3 separate regions of the Homo sapiens genome follow, and regions 2 and 3 are each linked to region 1. The links are chromatin contacts, found by Hi-C or POLR2A ChIA-PET in ENCODE. All regions are on one chromosome and are shown on one strand. Each heading gives the region's core, a stretch centred on a gene start or an enhancer-like site at or near the end of the contact. The rest is flanking DNA. Distances are from core to core; before and after follow the strand shown. Region 1 holds the start of APEX1 (apurinic/apyrimidinic endodeoxyribonuclease 1). Region 2 holds the start of PABPN1 (poly(A) binding protein nuclear 1). Region 3 holds the start of C14orf119 (chromosome 14 open reading frame 119).

Region 1 (2,822 bases), core at 83-2,582:
AAGGAGTTCGAGTCAAGCAGCACAATATTCAAACAATTCTAAGCTAGATAAATGAAAACAAATATAGAGAGGTAAGAAAGTCTTACATGCTATGCCAAGGAGATGTGTTTTTTCTATAGGCAGTGGATAGCAAGCTAAGATTTTTAAGCTATGGTTAATGGAATGGAGGACATGCTTCATATGGAATGCAATGCAGGAAGATAAAATGGAGGAAGTATAGTGAAGAGGTTTTTGCAACATTCTGGGAAGAGGAGAGAACACTAAAAAAGAAAATGGCAATGGAAGTGAAGGAACAGACATTTAGGAAATACAACTGGCAAGACTGGGGAAGCCCCACAGAAAACTACGGGCAGGAGAAAAATAAAACAGCCTGAAGGCTAAACGGAGAAAAGGGGTGACTAAACCCTAAGACCATTCAATACTAAAAAATGTCTCTTTCCCTCAAATTCCACTCACATCTAATCCTTTCTTCTTAATCCAGGCTCGAAGCCCATCCACATTCCAAGAGCAGATCTTGAGTGTGGCAGGTTTGCCACTGGGTGAGGTTTTCTGATCTGGGGGGTCCTCATACAGGGCTGGGCCCTCTCCTGCTGCCTCTTTGTCATTTTTCTTTGCGGCCGTCTTACTCTTCTTGGCCTCTGGCTCTATAAAATGAGTAATATATACTGACAAAAAGCTGGTGGTTTCCAACTGCGATCCGGCGTTAACTATAGACCCAACGAAAGCCTACGGTTCCTGCGACTTCTTCACAAACCCCTGCAAAAATGAGTCGGCCCGTACTTACCGTACATCAAGGGAATGACAAACACCCCCGCCGCAGCTTCTAGGAAGAAGGGCTGATTTCATTCCCTTACCTGTCCTGAGCTCATCCCCGTCTTCCGCCACCGCTCCCTTTTTCCCACGCTTCGGCATTCCCGTTACGAACGCCCTTGGGCAGCTGTACCGCGTCACCCACCGAAGCAATATTTTTACCGCGTTGCCTACAGACGCAAAGAAATCATGAAACCAGCTAAGGCTGGGGAGAAGACTCCTCCCAAGAGCGTCCCCGCACCAGGTCCCGCCTTTCAAACCACGTTATCTCTAAATCCTTTCCCCGCCTCCGTGCATCATAGGCCCTTCAGCCCCTCACCCACGAAACTAGATCATTTCATAGTGCCTTGTACCCTACTCGCGAGATCTGCCCTCCAGCCAATTGAGGATCTTAATTAAGGGTCCTGACTCAAGCTTGCCGTTCAGACTGCCAGCGAAGCCCCTCTTATGAGCAAAAGAGCAACCCCGTATCTGCACCGGCCCGATGGCAGCCTAGCTCCTCCTAACCCGAGCACAAAGAAGGGTGCACGCTGAGCCCCCACGTGGGTAGCGGACCTGGTCACGTGATCAGAGGCGCGCTTGTCGTGGCCGAAGAATGCGCGTGATTGGTCTGTCTGACACCACGTGACGGAGACGCTTAGCCTCGCCTCCCTCCTCTAATTCTCTAGGACACTTAGGTCCCCAACCCTCCCTCGGGCTGTTTATCGTTGTGCCAGATGCACAGCACATTGTGTGACACTGACTTAAGATTCTAACTATGTGCAAGAGGGAAAAAAACAGTGGAGAAGGCTGGGCTGGACCACGGGAAAGAGATAGGAAAACGGATACGAATGTAAGGCACAGAGTTGGCTCGGCGTCCCTGGCAGTTAGGAAGACAGGTCCCTGGAGGGGCCTTGGCGGGTCTCCGCTCGCGGGAGTTCCGCGGTGTCTTTCCCAGTGCTATCTGCAGGCTGGCCAGCTTCCTCTGCGCTCCGGAAAGCTGCGGCCCAGCGCGGACTAGTGAGGACCTCCACAGCTCCTGACATTGCCAGGAGTCCTGTCGGCGTTTTCTCCCAGCCTCCGCCATGCCGGCGGTGCTGGGTTTTGAAGGCAGCGCCAATAAGATTGGCGTGGGCGTGGTGCGGGATGGCAAGGTGCTGGCGAACCCGCGGCGGACTTACGTCACGCCTCCTGGCACAGGTTGGTGAGTAGGGGACTTAAGAGTTTTCCGCGCACTTCCCCGCACAGAATCAGCCTTCCATCTTCCTAAATACTAGTGAGGTGCAGCTTTCGATCCGAGTCTCATTGAAATTATGTGACATTATTAACGTCACAAGGCTGATGACTAGAAGAGTTACAGGCACTTGGACGTGGATCTGATGAGTTCATTTACCTTTTACTGAGCGCATTTTATGTGCTAAGTATTCAGAAATAGATGTTATACTGCTGTGGAGTCAGACATATAAATAGATGTTTATACTACAGCATGATAAACAGTATAATAGAGATGGACTCGAAATATTCTGTTTAAAAAACGCTTAGCAGGAGTATAGATTCCAGTTGCCCTGAATATACACTCCCTTTTTAAAAAAAAATTATTTTTTGAAATATTCTAGGATGAGTAGAGAGATGAGAGTGGAAAGACTCCCGGCTTACATGTCAGACAGAACTGGCTGGCTTTGCTATATTCATATTAAATATTTTTGTTTTGGACATTTGGTCTTTATTTTTTATTTTATTTTATTTTTTTGAGACAGAGTCTTGCTCTGTCGCCCAGGCTGGAATGCAGTGGCACGATCTCGGCTCACTGCAATCTCTGCCTTCCAGGTTCAAGCGATTCTTCTACCCCAGCCTCCCAAGTAGCTAGGACTATAGGTGTGCGCCACCACATCCAGCTAAATTTTGTATTTTTAGTAGAGTCGGGGTTTCCACCAGGCCAAGCTGGTCTCGAACTCCTGACCTCAGATGATCCGCCCACCCCAGCCTCCCAAAGTGTGGAAATTACAGGCATGAGCCACCGCTCGGGCCTGGTC
Region 2 (2,822 bases), core at 159-2,658, 2.9 Mb before region 1:
GTACCCACAACCGAGAATAGTGCCTAGTGCATAGCAGGTACTCACTAAATATTCAATAAATTGAAAGAATTAATACACACTTAAAACAGTATAGGAATCCCTCCTGCCTCCAAATCAAATCCCTAATGAATGGCTTTGGTTGAAATGCTTTTAAGAGTGAGCAAAATTAAGTGGGCTGAGACTCCACATTTCTAGATTAAAGGGGAAACCCCTTGCAGCTTGCTTTCTCTTAGAATCCTAAAGCGTCTCCAATTGGAGGAAAAACTATTAGATTTGAAGGTCAAATGCGAGCACGCAACCTCTACAAAGAAAGATAGACGTAGACTAAGAACAAAGAGCAACACAATTATAACAGGCACAAAGGGAGGCACAAGGCTACCACCACCAAAATATACGTTCTGCCTCACAAAGGTCAGAGGAACACACAACGGACTATGACCGCGGCACAGTCATAATAGCTCAGACAAGCAGCTCCAGGGTGCCGAGTATCTAACCCCACATTCCCCATCCTCCCCACAACCCTTCCAACCCGAGAACCCGGGCTCCGCGTGCAACCGCCAGTTACTCACCATTGCCTGGAGGTGGACTCATATTCATCTGCTTCTCTACCTCGTTCTGTAGCTCCTTTAGCTTCTCAGCTTCTTCCTCCATCTCCCTGACTCGAGCTTTGATAGCTTCCAGCTCCTAATATAAGTGGGGAGGGTATGGAGGACAGCTTAAGAGGAACCAACGCAGGGGCTGTGCCCTGCTCTCGGCCAGAGCGCGGCCTCAGCCATGCTCGGCCATTTCCCTCGCCCCATGCGAGGGTCGTGATAAAAGAAAAGCTACCCTCTCTAGAACAACACTAGGCAACCGTGACGCCCGAATCAAGCCAGTCGGGCCCCTTGTAGTGATCGCTGACCCATCCCCGGCCCGACCCGGCCCCAGCCACGTTATTCCCCGCCCAACCCCACCCCCCGCCTGCCACCCGCTCGCCCGAGCTCTGGGCCTCCAGTGACCCGGCCGGCCAGCCGCCGGCCTGCTCGCTCGCCCTCCTTCCCTCACCGGGTCCTCAATGGCGCCGTCCCCCGGGTCACCCTCGACCAGTCCCGGCTCCTCCTCCTCCTCTTGGCTGCCGGGGGCTCCCGAACCAGGCCCAGGGCCCGGAGCTCCCGGGGGGGCGCGGGGCCGGGGCGGCTCCTCTTCGGGCTCGGGCTCCGGCTCGGGCTCCAGCAGCAGCTCCTCAGGCTCCAGTTCCTCAGACTCCAGGCCGTTCCCGTAGTCCCCTGCGCCCCCCGGGGCCCCCTCCCCGGCCTCCCCACCGGCCCCGGGCACAAGATGGCGCCGCCGCCCCGGCCCGGAGCCCCGACCGCCCGCAGCCCCCGCTGCTGCTGCCGCCGCCGCCGCCGCCGCCATCGCCGCTCAGACTGGGGCCCGCCGCCCGGCGATTGGAGAGCTGCGCCGGCCACGCCGAGGACTCATTAGTCAAGCTGCCTGCCCGTCACCATGAGCTAGTACTCCATTGGGGAATATTACTTGGCAATCAAATAAGGCCCCACCTCTAAGGCGGGGCACTGCGCCAAATTCTCAAATCCCGGTAGGGGAAATCTGCCTGTCAATCAACACGCGTCCCACCTCCTATCGAGTCCTTAGGTAATAATACCGCCACGCTGTGACGATATTCCTGCTTCTCCCCGGCCTACGGGCGGGCCCGCGAAGTATGGGACGCTCCGTGATTGGCCCTAGCTAGGCGACTGGAAAGGACCAATCTTCCGATCGCCTCACCGCAGTGGCCCAGTCTCAGATGCCGATTGGCTTGCGAGAGTCGAAGGGGTGACACTCGTTTCGTGACAGGTGAACCTTGCCCCCGAAAGGACTGCCGGGCTTCAAACTTGGGAAACCCGAGGTCACATGACTAGCCAGTCCTAGGGGGCCGCCATCTTGATACTACTGCTTGCCAGCTAGTGAGCTGTTGGCCGGGTGAGGCCCAAAACAGAGCAGCAGTTTCAGGAAACTTGTATCTCGACCAGGAAGCACCAGTAGATGGGATGTTGCTGAAAATGGAGGTTGTGAATGAAGCATTCCAGGAGGGAGCTTACTTTCCCCATCCAGGTTATTGGCACCATCATCCACTAGCTCTCCCGCACCAGAAAGCAGGGAGGATTCCTCAGTCCAGAGCTACTAGTCACAAGTCCTGTCTGTCCCGCCCTCTTGCGTAGGCCTTCTGCTCCCCAGTTCCATTTTCTTTTTCCTGGACAGCTTCCAATGTCACCCCTCCAATCTGCACCGCTAACAGACTGGCCCCCCTTTGCTGGCGAGGTAAAGTCTCAAAACCGTAAATCACGGCCTTCGATACGCCAGCATGTGGTTACTTTGTGGATGTTGTTTCCTTCCACTCTTCTCGTTCCTTTGGGTGTACCTGCACCCAGTCTGTGCCTCTAACATGTAGTCCCCCTTCAATCAAACCACTGCAAACCCCAGCTTCCCCTCATTTCCCAGGACAAGTGGGCCTATCTCCACGGCGCGCTTAATTGTTTTACTGTTTCCTAACTAGGTTGTGAGCGCCTGCAGATGAGGGGCCGGTTCCTATTTATATTCGCATCTCCACGGCCTGGCAATATGCCTACCACATAATGTCCTGTTAGATGTTTGTTGATTGAACAGGCATTGATTGGGGATTTGGGTGCCACCCTTCATTTAAGCCCTCAAGCCCCCAAGATCCCAGAGGAATTTCTCCTGGCAGGTTCCCACTACACCCCTGCACCCCAAGTACCAATGAGACCTAGCCCTGGAAGGCAGGACTGCCATATTTTGGTAGCAGTCCTACACATTTATTAAAAAGA
Region 3 (2,822 bases), core at 123-2,622, 2.6 Mb before region 1:
CGCGGTGGTTCTTGCACTTCCAAAGTAATCTCAGCACTTTGAGAGGCCGAGGCAAGAGGATCGCTTGAGCCCAGGTGTTCGAGACCAGCCTGGGCAACATGGCAAAACCTCATCCCTACAAAAAATAAAAAAATTAGTTGAGCGTAGAGGTGCCTACCTGTAGTCCTAGCTACGTAGGAGACTGAGGTAGGAGCATCACCTGAGCCCGGGAGGTTGAGGCTGCAGTGAGCCCTGATCGCGCCACTGCACTCCAGCCTGCGTCAGAGTGGAGGGACCCAGAGTGGAGTGACAAAAAAAAAATTTTTTTTTTTTTTTAGTATGGTATCTATTGGTGCCTTGCAATTTTTTTTTTTTTTTTTTTTTTTTTTGAGACGGAGTCTTGCTCTGTCACCCAGGCTGTAGTGCAATGGCGTGATCTCAACCACTGCTTCCTGGGTTCAAGCGATTCTCCTGCCTCAGCCTCCCGAGTAGCTGGGACTATAGGCGTACGCCACCACGCCCGGCTAATTTGTTTGTATTTTTAGTAGAGACGGGGTTTCACCATATTGGCCAGACTGGTCTCCAACTCCTGACCTCAAGTGATCCGCCCGCCTCGGCCTCCCAAAGTGCTGGGATTATAGGCGTAAGCCACCGCGCCCGGCACCTTGCCACTGATTTTGCATCATGAATGCAACGGAAAGATCAGCCAATTTGACTTTAATAGTTTTCAGTCTCTTAAATCTCTAACGTATCTCTTAAATCTCTAAACTATTTGTCTGTGACCTATTTTACTGTTTGTGTTTCTTCTGCATCAAGTTGGAGGATTGGTAGTGACAAAGAAAGAAGCCCCTAAACAATTAATATTAGTTCAAGTACCAAAAAAGTTCAGGGCGCTTGCATTTTCCAGTTCTTGCCCTACAGGAAGCAGTTCCTCCAAGGGAACTTACTCTCTTCTGCGGAGCAAGGAAGAACTTTCCCAGAATCTTGCCACATGGCTTCCAAGGCAAACTCAAACTCAAGTTCAGCGTCATAGATCAGTTCATAGTCTGGGTCCGAAGACACGGCGATGCTTCTTGCGCACCCCCACGGAGCTTGTTATTCCGATTCCGCACCAGCCCCCCGCCCCTCCCCAAAAAAAGCCTAAGATGGGAGTGGCTATGATTCAGAGGACAGAGGGCAGAAGCTGTTTGCGTTAAGGAGTGGGGGGCTTGCCCTATTAAGGTAATCCGCAAACACCGAGTCTGACCCGGCCCATAGAGGTACTTCTACCCCGCTTACCTCCCCTTTTCTCTCGAAGGGCACCCGAAGATTGTCACGAGTCCTTAGACTCCAACTACTGCGGCAGCTTCCAAATTTCCTGAAAACCCTAAGCTGGGCCAGCCCGGCAGCCCACGCACTTCCGGCCTCGGACCCGCCCCAAACACCCAAGCGCCCCAGCGCCTCATCTCTAGGTCCGGAAATAAACGAACATCTCCGATTATGGTTATACCAGGGTCGAGGGTTTCCGAATATATTCGATTCAAAGCTTCGGCAAGACGAAGAAAACCGAGCCTGAAAGCAGGGCGAGAAAAGGGGCGCTGCAGGGCGGATGGAAAGAATTGATTGGTAACGATGTGGAGACGGAAACATCCGAGGACATCCGGAGGAACCCGGGGAGTTCTGAGTGGTAATCGAGGGGTAGAGTATGGCAGTGGGCGGGGTCATCTCGGTACGTTCGAAGGGCGTTGGCGGAAATTACCGAAGATGCCCGAAGCCGTCGGGACGGACCCGAGTACCTCACGCAAGATGGCGGAGCTGGAGGAGGTGACTCTGGACGGGAAGCCTCTTCAGGCGCTGCGGGTGACCGACCTGAAGGCCGCACTGGAGCAGCGAGGCCTAGCCAAGAGCGGGCAGAAGAGTGCCCTGGTCAAGCGGCTCAAAGGGGTGAGGAGTCGGCGTTGCTGGGGTGTCGGAGGAGAGCGGACCCGGTAGAGACGAGCCTCTGCCGCGGCGCAGGCGCAGTATCCGGGCTCGGCGCGAGCTCGCTCAGGCCGCCAGCGCGAGCCTCTGGATCCGCGCGCACGGTGGTTGATGAGGTTCGCGCTGGAATGGAGATCGCGCCGGTTCCCGCCTTAACGGCAGCAGCGCGAGCCCAAATGGGAGGGTGTGCACTACTCTCCAGGAGTGTCTTAAGCTCCTTCCTCCTTCCCCCACCCCCTCCTTGTTTGTATCTGTGGTTTCGGCGCATGCGCTGCAGAAGGAGTTAAATCCCACTACAACCTACGGCGTTGCTGGCCTGAGGGGGGCGAGTTGGGCTGGGTCGGAGTTAGGGGTATAGTTGCGCGAAGGGGTGGATGGGGTTGGTATCGGTATCTGCACGAATAGGACTGGGGTAGGGTAAAATGTCTGCTCGATTAGATGAGGAGGTGAGATGAAGAGAGACCTTTATTTGAAGGGACTTGATGAGAGAGAGGTCTCTAATTTAGTGGCATCTAGTGGCAATTTGGGTGGTTAAGAGTTTGGTGAATATTGGTGAGAGAGGCGAGGCAGGTTGATATATATTGGGGATTTTGAATCGGTTTGAGTAGATTAAGGTGGGATTGTCATGAGGTAGGTGTAGCTCGATTCAAGTGTATAGGTTTGGTTTAAAGAAGGGAAGATGAGGATGTCTTGGTTTTAATTAGAGTTCAACAGGATACGTGGCAGGTAGTGCAGATTAGGTCTGGGTTGGCTCCAGGGTTGAGTTGGCAGACCGTTGCTTATACAGAAGCTGATAGTTTTGTGTGTGTGTGTTTGTGTGTGTGTGTTTGTGTGGATAGACTAGGTTAGACCACAGTTTACAGGGTCTGTGGTCATTTTCTTCT

Evidence for each region. A loop is a pair of places that touch in the nucleus more often than their neighbours do. ChIA-PET counts read pairs that join two places held with the same protein, here RNA polymerase II (POLR2A). Pooled maps may share reads with other maps.
Region 2: a pooled map shows a loop between it and region 1 (14-fold over the local background). The contact joins the promoter of PABPN1 here to the promoter of APEX1 in region 1. A Hi-C loop is called at or near these places in 1 of 37 single-sample maps with no recorded cell type and 9 of 50 pooled maps. POLR2A ChIA-PET finds 5 or more read pairs at or near these places in 1 of 52 experiments (endothelial cell of umbilical vein).
Region 3: a loop to region 1 is called in a pooled map, with 6 times the contacts of the local background. The contact joins the promoter of C14orf119 here to the promoter of APEX1 in region 1. A Hi-C loop is called at or near these places in 1 of 37 single-sample maps with no recorded cell type and 14 of 50 pooled maps.

What each region holds. Positions count from the first base shown.
Region 1 is chr14:20,453,736-20,456,557 of GRCh38, reverse strand. APEX1 (apurinic/apyrimidinic endodeoxyribonuclease 1) reads right to left here and starts at 1,332. Exons shown (of 5, transcript NM_001641.4): 1 at 1,164-1,332; 2 at 855-980; 3 at 457-644. The coding sequence starts at 912. It overlaps OSGEP (O-sialoglycoprotein endopeptidase), which reads left to right and starts at 1,746. Exons shown (of 11, transcript NM_017807.4): 1 at 1,746-1,989. The coding sequence starts at 1,875. RefSeq lists enhancers at 1,069-1,288, 1,709-1,798, cis regulatory regions at 1,350-1,355, 1,371-1,376, 1,389-1,421, 1,432-1,437, 1,434-1,475 and 2 more and promoters at 1,223-1,557, 1,222-1,759, 1,389-1,833.
Region 2 is chr14:23,320,043-23,322,864 of GRCh38, reverse strand. It overlaps PABPN1 (poly(A) binding protein nuclear 1), which reads right to left and starts at 1,408. Exons shown (of 7, transcript NM_004643.4): 1 at 1,045-1,408; 2 at 570-684. The coding sequence starts at 1,395. BCL2L2-PABPN1 (BCL2L2-PABPN1 readthrough) reads right to left here. Exons shown (of 8, transcript NM_001387346.1): 4 at 570-684. RefSeq lists enhancers at 34-843, 844-1,655, 1,909-1,978, 1,667-2,317 and silencers at 949-1,018, 1,079-1,508.
Region 3 is chr14:23,094,055-23,096,876 of GRCh38, reverse strand. C14orf119 (chromosome 14 open reading frame 119) reads right to left here and starts at 1,372. Exons shown (of 2, transcript NM_017924.4): 1 at 1,258-1,372. ACIN1 (apoptotic chromatin condensation inducer 1) reads left to right here and starts at 1,741. Exons shown (of 19, transcript NM_001386863.1): 1 at 1,741-1,902. The coding sequence starts at 1,765. RefSeq lists enhancers at 938-1,461, 1,341-1,550, 1,571-1,650, 1,462-1,985, 1,691-2,000.